2 separate regions of the Mus musculus genome follow, and region 2 is linked to region 1. The links are chromatin loops, found by intact Hi-C in ENCODE. Cell type or tissue: heart. All regions are shown on one strand. Each heading gives the region's core, and the rest is flanking DNA. Links, peaks and the distances in the headings are about the cores only.

Region 1 (4,191 bases), core at 1,012-3,511:
TCCTCATTCTACAAACAAGGAGACAAGGGGCAATATTGTCGCATTTTTTTTTCCAGTTACTATAGAGCTTCTGAGAATCATTCCATTTATTTTAAAAATGTAGCCAAGAGAGCAATGAATTACAATCTTGGCAGCTGTGATGTCCAGCCTTTAAGGGTTACTCATAGCTATAAAGTGACTACACACTATTTCCTGCCTTACTTAGGGTCTTGAAACACAGTTTCTCGTTTTCCTTTTCTTCCTCCACCCATCTTCCATTCCCCCATAGTGAGAAGATGATAACTTCTCACATCTGACTTAATCACCACCACCACCACCCCCAATCGGTGTTGAGCTGTCAAGCTTTTTCCTACATGCCCAAAGTAGGGTCTCAGTGCCAATGTAGCCAATGCTGGTTCTGTCAGCTTGGCTAATGGCATCTGATACTGTGTTACAAAGTTTAACCTTTCCACTGTTCAGTCAGAGGCTTTTGACCTATCAAGCCTTACATACATGCCTCGTACCTTCTACAAATCTATGGGAGAACAAACTCTTCAGATCCCAATAAGAACACAAAGCCCATGATCCGATCCTGTAACATTGTCTCTCTTTATGCCTGAAAACTATCTTGCCTCTTTTTTTATAGTCATCAAATGAGGCTCGTTCACTGTGACGACGAGAGAAAATTATAAAAATCAGGCCAGCAAAGATTTCCACAGGGAAAGGCACTAATTGTTGATGAGCAGAGTGAAGCAATGAGAAGCAAGATCTTAACTGGAGTCGTGTTAAACTTTTTTAAGAATTTCTTTGTTTTATGTGTATGCCTATGTGCCTGAATGCATGTGTGTGTACCACCCACAGACACCAGAGAAGGTTGTCTGGTCCCTGGAACTAGAACCATAGGCACTTATGAACTGCTGTTTGGGTGCTGGGAACCCAACCAAGTACTGTGGGAGTGTAGCCAGCGTTCTTAGCCACTGAACCCTCTCTCTGCCTCCCAATTAAACTTTCTGCTGAAAGTGTCTAGTTATAAGCTAGGTCGTTTCATTTTAAGTCAGTCAAAAGTAAGACCAACCTCTGTGTGTGTGTGTGTGTGTGTGTGTGTGTGTGTGTGTGTGTGAACTCTATTCATTCAGCTCCAGGCTTAGAATTCAGTAAAGTTTCTTCTACCTTTTGTGGTGGTTGTTGTTGTTGTTGTTTGCATCAAACACTTCTAAAGAGGAAAAAACTGGAGAGGAGAAATTCTGACTGCTCTCATATGGTTCCTCAGCTATGGTTAAACTGACTAGCAGTTTCTTTCCCGGCACACTCTGGCTCTCCCCTGTATGCATGTGGACACAGAACTCTCCTGCAGAAAGAGCTCTCCCCAGCTTCTCCTGTCAGGACTCCCAGACTCTTGTTTCTGTTGTTGTTTGGTTTGGGTATTTTGGTTCTGTTTTTTAAAACCAGTCTCTCTGGTTATTTCTCTCAGAAATAATGTTCCGCTAGCCCTGTGGTAGACTTCTCTCTTGTTTTCTTCTTAAATTGAGACCGTTTCACATCTGACTACTTACTATAAGCCTTTATAAGCACTTACTAGAAGTTTCCACTATATTCCCATGGATCAGCAGCTTATACTGGGTCTTTGCAAGGCCACCTGCATCCTGTGTAGTGATTCCTGGCAGCGGCTTCAATATGACTAGCGCTTTGCAGTTGTTTAGTGGTGTTTAAAAACTGGGGGAAGTAGACAAATTAAAGGAGCGTGGCAGGGAGTTCAGGTTGTCTCTTTGGGTCTTTTCTGTAAAAGCCTTTGATGTCCCCATCCCATGTTGGTCCACAGGGTCTTTATTGACCTTTAGTGTCAAAATATGATCCAAAAGTTTGTTTTTCTTTGGAAACGTTTTATCTAATTAATTCCGTTGTAATGAGGCTAGTATTTTATACCCAGCGGCCCATACTTAACTTGAAATGGTGTGTTTCAAATACACAGCTGCAGGTAGCACAGCTATCTTTTTCTTTCTTTTCTTTTCTTTTTTCTTTTTTTCTTTCTTTTTTTTTTTTTTTTTTCAAATTAAACCTAGTTGCTGCTGGCTTTAGGAAAGCCAAAAACTCTTTCTCTAACTTTCATGACCTCAAAAGGTTCCTATGCCAGGGCTTGTTCGACCTCTCCTGTCTTCTGTGTCCCTCTCCTCTTTCAGCTCTGGGGTTGGGGGGCTTAGTCAGCCCCAGGCGCTTCCAATTCTCTATCAGCTTTAAGCGCAGCTTGAAGGAACTCCTCAGCTGCTGGTACAGCCTCGCGGTCGCGTTCGGCCGGGACACGCCCAATACTTTCTCCTTGTCCTATGATTGGCTCACGAGGTCACATGAGAGCCCCGAAGGGTTGGAATTCTGACTTGTGGCTTTTGGCACTCCTTTTTCTTTTTTAAAAATCGCTGGGTCTGTGGCTCTCTCCTGGGGCTCCATTGACTGAGGCTGGAGACAGCTGCGAAGAGCCACCGGCAGCTGAGGTGGCAGTGGAAACTCTCCCGAGATGTTCAGCCAGGTGCCCAGGACGCCGGCTGCAGGCTGCTACTATCTAAACCCCTTGACACCTGAGAGCCAGGAGATGTACTTGCGATTTGATCAGACTGCCAGACGCTCTCCCTACAGGATGAGCCGGATCCTAGCACGCCATCACCTAGTGACTAAAATCCAGCAAGGTGAGTTGCGGGCACTGCCAAGGTGCCGCTTATTTCTGTTGGCTCTGTCTTGTGCTGCTTACAAAGTTATTGTTTGCGCTGTACACCGCACGGATTCTTATGCCACGCTGCGTGGAACTCTTTCAGATAACTTTAGACTTCGGTTCTAAGCAGTCTGTCACAGCACCGAGCGCCTCATAACTAACGAAAATATCCCCAGTAGAACGTGAATCATGAATTCCTAATCCTCTGTGTGTCAACAGAGCAAATGAGAAAGGTTTACTCAGTGTGTGTCTTGGGGAGCTTTTCTGCAGGTAAACTCATACTGTGGTCATATTTAAAAGTGGACACTTGTTTGTTTAATTAGTGAGAGAGCTGGCGACTAATGGCCCAGCGTTTATAGTACATCTTCATTGAAGGAAAACAGTAAGAATCTAAGCTTAAGGCCATTGGACTGACAACTTGAATTACAGTCTCTTCCTGTCAGTGTGCTTGTGTGCATAGTCACCACTGATTTGTTGACACCGTTTTCTTGCTAAAGGATAAATGTGACTCTTCACCTCAAAACAGAGCCTATGACTACACACACTTAGGAGCACTGGTTTCCTAAGGCAGGTTGACAGTACTGATTACAGGCTGCTAAGTGATCCTTTTCTATTCTCAAGGGAAAACATTAAAAACTCTTGTACCTCAAACATTAATAAAACTCATGGATTTTTTTTTTAAGGCTTAAAGCTTATGACATGCCCTGTGTGGTACAAATTTGAAGATACCCATTTAAGAGACAGACACATCCATCCACAGTCAGTAAATAGTCACCTAGCTCTTAACTACAAACCTAACTAAACTATTACATTGGCCCTACCAGGAATTTTCAAGAGCTATTATGAAAATACCGTTCCCAGTTAGATAAATGAATTTGAGATTATATTGAATTTTAGAGGGGAAGTTAAAGTCTGTAATCTTAAAAGATCTCACTGTAATGTCTCCAAAAGGAACAATACACATTCTAGCAGCGACATTTAATGAGATTGTTTCCTTGGAAATGGGCATTTGTTTGCGAAGGTTCAGGAACTGGCTATGTGTGAAGGATACTGGCGCGGCATACCAGTATGATTGCAGGAAGGATATTAAGTCACTCCATGAACTCTGTGTGCAAGTCTCACTTGAATGGAAACAAAAGTATTCCCTGTGGCTCGATTTAAAAATACATTCAGTTGAGAATAAGAACCAGCTCCATCTTCTATTGAGAAACTACTTACAATGGGAGTGTATTGGGCATTAGGTATATAATCCTATGGACACTGGAAGTTTCCAATCTTCTTTATATGTATTGTTAGTCATTGACATGTTCCTTTGGGATAATGGTTGTTTTGGGTGAATTACCATTCTTGGTGAAAGTGGGTCATTCTTATATATGGACACCGTATTTCTGTGTTTTATTTTTTTCATACTTAGAAAATGTGAGGAGGTTCCTTGGTTTTTTTTTTTGTTTGTTTGTTTGTTTTTGTTTTTGTTTTTTTTGGTTGTTTGTTTTGTTTTTAATGGGGTAATG
Region 2 (4,191 bases), core at 1,097-3,596, 79 kb after region 1:
GCCTGTTTGCATGGCTGATTTGTCCAAGGCTATTTACTTACCTAGACACCCTAAGGTCTGTCTTAGAGTAACAGAATGACCTTTAAAGACACGACTTTACTCAGGGCCCACGTTCCGGCATCATGCCTTTATGCTTGCTTCTGTTAGAACTGGATCACAAAACAGGGAGCAATTAGAAATGTTACACTTCATCCCCAAATTGAGAAAGAATGCATCGGAGCTGGCCCTAGGGACCAAGAGGCAGCAGCTGAGCCTGCGGTTTTGTGGAGATTCTTAGCCTGCTATGTCAGAGACCACACTATGAAGTCATGTCAACCGCTGGGATCAAGGCTCATCAACAAAGCTTTCCGAGCAATGCAAGAGTCAGATAAACCTCAGCATTCCATGCTATTCCCTGGCACTCTCGGGGGGTTTTCCTTCATCTAGTTGGCGTAGGTGTGGCCATTGTCTACCCTCAGGCAGCCATGACAGAAGGACAAGGCTTATCTTCTCTGGAGTCTGTGACATTATCCCAGTGGCATGGGTGTCTCTGATTATATGTACTACATCAGAGTTTCATTTCCCAAATCACAAGATTCTCAGCCCTCTGCAAAGACTTTCGGAGCGCCTTCCTCTTCCCGGTAAGGCTCGATGTTGGGAAGGGTCAGGTTTTGCAGACAGTCACACAGCTGGCAAGCTGCTCTTTGGAGTCACTTCATTAGACCCCTCTCAACTCACCCCTGAAATAATAACCTGCCTTATCAAAGCCCTGCACTCTAGAAGGTCTTGTTCCCCTTCATCTTCTGACCTTATAAACTATAGACTGCGAGCAATAAAATCATTTTTAAAAAGTAGATTTAAATCATCTTAAAGTCACTCTTCTTGTGACCTTTAGCAGCTGTATCACCAAAGCTTTCCCAAGAAACGAACACTTAAAAAGATGAAAAGGTGGATATAATTTCTGACCTATTTTTGCTTTAGGAGCAATTCATGATGTGATCAAATATACCTTGCAAATTGTTTACAAATTTCCAAAGCTTTTTTTTTTTTTTATTTGAAATTTGCGTAATGCAGAGCATCGGAATGAAACTGAAGGTTTTGCTTCTGCTTTTGCTTTGATTAAACACTTCTTTCTGCATGGTTATATCAAGCATAGCAGGACCATCCCAGACCCACGTCCTTCACCGCTAGTCCATCACGGTGGCCAAGAGCTGCATGCTTAAAAACATTGGCCTTTTGGCTTTCATAGTTCATCTTTGTAATACATTTTATGCAAACCGCATTCTGGTTATTAAAAAAAAAAAATCCCAAGCTGGGACTCACTGCCCAGGATAGAACTTTAGCCAAAGAGGAATTCCTTAGCTTCACATATCACAGTATAGCTTACACAACAGGAAGCTTGTTTTCATCCTAAGGAGCACTGGGAAGCCAGATTCTAAAATAACAAAAAAGAAAAAAAAAAAATCTAGGGTCAGGTGCGGTCTGCCATTTTTACAATAACATTAAAAGGCTGGTTTCAGTCAGGTTTGTCACTTGCCTACTTCTCACTTGCCAAACCCCAGGGCACCGAGCATAGGCCAAACCAGGGTGAGCAGAGCAGCCAGCATCCTGAAACCAGGAGGGTTCAACTCCAGAAGGACGGCAGAGGTTCTGACTTTAAAAGCATCTAAACAATGCCTAAATATTTAGTACCTGATATTGCCTTAAGTATTTACCTAAAATAAGTAACACTTTTTATTTCTATTTCATTTATTTTTGCCTTGAGAAATAGCTAGAACGCAAATTTGTTTGTTTGTTTGTTTGTTTGTTTGTGAGATACAAGGTCTTACTATGTAGCCCTAATCGCTTAAAACTCACTCTGTAGACCAGGCTAGCCTAGAATTCACAGAGGTCCTCCTGCTTCTACCTCCCCAGTGCTGAGACTAAAGGCGTGCACAACTACTGCCTGGCCAAGTACCAGTATTTTTAAAGATGAGCTTACTCTGGAACCTCCTGCTTAGGTACTCTGTACCTGCTATTAATGTGGTATGTGACTCTTCCTTATGGTTTTGTGCTACATCAAGCTCCTTGCCCATGACAGTTAAATTTTTTAGAAAAGAAAATTCGAAGAAATAGAACCTGTTTAAATGCCATAAGAGAAGCAGGAATACAAGACCTGAGAATCTTTGCCTCATACCTGACAGACTCTGCCTGTCCCAATAAAAAGGAATAATTTAAAAAGAAATATCAAGTAGTGCTGTGAATCTTCAGCCTAGAACTTGAATTTAGACTGAAAATAAATGCAGGCATACAGAGGCTTTTGCAGGAGTTTTATCAAGGGAAAGCCCCTCGTAGTTGTCATTTTCATGGACTGATGGTCGGACAGGCACAAGAGCTTTCCTCGTGGGTAGACTGGGGTCAGGAACACAGAGCCACCTGGCTGGGAGCCCCTTAGGGGATTTGCCCTTCAAGTCTTGAAAACCCCCAGTTGCCTTTTAAATGCACTTAATTCTCTAAAACTAAACAGCGCTAAAAGAAACCTCTTAGGTCAACTGAAATAGTCGTTTAAAGGGGAAAAATTGAATCCTTTTCAAAAGCAGCCGTTACACAATCTAGCTTGGTGTGGTGCCTGCTGAAAGTTGGGTGGCTTCCATGGAAACAGAAATGAACACAAGAGACAAAAGAGTTTTTGAGTAATTTTTAGAGTGAGGGTGTGTGTGTGTGTGTGTGTGTGTGTGTGTGTGTGTGTGTGTGTGTGTAAAAATAGTACCCAGGAATTTTCTCCAGAACTAACTAACTACTCATTTTTTATTTTTAAGTGTGTATTCTATATAATGCTGGCTATACCTCTACAGTTTTCCAGACATAGGGTGGCCACTGGGGATTCAAACATCCAATGAGGCAGAGTTTTCTGTGCTTAATGTGCTTGTTATCTCTAACGACTACAAATGTGTCTTCCACTCACCCTGGAGGCGGGAAAGTCTTTACATCTGGATACACTAAGCGCTTGCCACCTCCACAAGCAACCTCTGAGGTCTCTGGCACATCTGGGAATCACTGGCAGGTGGAAATCACTGGCCAAGTCACCGATAAGTCTTTGGTGAATTCCCTCTCATATCCTAACCTCAAAAGATTCCAGGAACCCACAGTGGGCTCTGTGTTTATTAGCCTACAGTTGTTGAAAGGCCATTCTGTTTCTGTTGCAATATTCATTAAACTTGTATTTAATGTTGTTCTTACAAAGAGAAGTTTAGCAGCAAGTCTGAAAGACAGGAAGTGACTCAGTGGCCCACGAGTCAGGTGTGGGTAGTAAGGGGTGAGCTACAGGTCTGAAAAAAGTGTCCCCATAGGGGAGAAAACAGGATTGGAATGTCAGCAACTGGTGATGTCAGTTCCAGGATGACCCAAACTGCCATCTCAGAAGCTGCCGGGAAACAGGGAGCCCCTTGTACACCCTAAGAGAAAAGCTGAAGTGGCTTCTTGGGAAGGTTCTGACAAAAGCCACCGATAGTTAGGTGGACTCTGGCTTTCGCTAATAGAAGCCATCATGCCAGGGATGAATTTTTTAAAATCTACAATGTGGTAAACCTGAGAGAGTGTGTGTTCTTTTTATTCTTCATTTAGAATATTCTAAACTGGCTGGTGCTGTGATCATTTTATGAAAGAAGTGCCATTATGGAATACACAATAATATATAGCTTAGAATGTAAATGGAAACCACACTTGCCAAAGAAGAGGAGCTTTGTAACATTTAAGAGGTCATATGCATTCTGGAAGCAGAGACAGGAGGATTGCAAGTTTGAGCTGCATAATGAATTCAAGGCCAGCCTGGGCTTCACAGCAAGCCCCTGCTTCAAAAATACCAAAGTTAAATTAAATTTAAAAACAAGAGAATTCATGGACGGCTAAAGGCCTGCATTATGCCTTTGTACCCAGGAGGTGGAGGTCTCTTAAAAACCTCATCTTGGCTACACTTAGCTGTAGAAAGTGTTGTCTTTGGTTTGCCTATCTGGCCAGAGCTTCATACGTGATAGGCAAGGATTTTGCCAACAAGCTACATGCCCAGCCACATGGAACATTTTCAACCTGTGTTTATAATCTTCAAGGGTGTGTAAGAAAAGATCTGGAATTTTCCAACAGAAGCTAATAGGCCGTTGGTACTTAAGAATGATTCGTAAGCTACATCTTTAGGGATGGCGAGTTTCATCCCCTTCTGAAGACTCTGTTGGTAAT

What was found. A loop is a pair of places that touch in the nucleus more often than their neighbours do. Peaks named below come from ENCODE experiments on the same cell type or tissue, not always from the same donor. Only the 100,000 strongest peaks of a DNase experiment are listed, where the experiment ranks them.
Region 2: a loop joins it to region 1, with 2.0 times the contacts of the local background. A loop is called at or near these places in 1 of 42 quality-filtered maps.

Annotation. Positions count from the first base shown.
Region 1 is chr5:151,188,392-151,192,582 of GRCm38, reverse strand. It overlaps Stard13 (StAR-related lipid transfer (START) domain containing 13), which reads left to right and starts at 2,390. Exons shown (of 14, transcript NM_146258.2): 1 at 2,390-2,657. The coding sequence starts at 2,489. In heart, for the core only: no CTCF peak of the experiment used is centred there; DNase peaks (open chromatin) are centred at 1,652 and 2,292; H3K4me3 peaks cover 1,346 bases; H3K27ac peaks cover 775 bases.
Region 2 is chr5:151,109,007-151,113,197 of GRCm38, reverse strand. All of the region lies in intron 1 of Stard13 (StAR-related lipid transfer (START) domain containing 13), which reads left to right. Among named protein-coding and RNA genes, the nearest start is that of Stard13, 79 kb to the left of the region's middle. In heart, for the core only: no CTCF peak of the experiment used is centred there; a DNase peak (open chromatin) is centred at 2,517.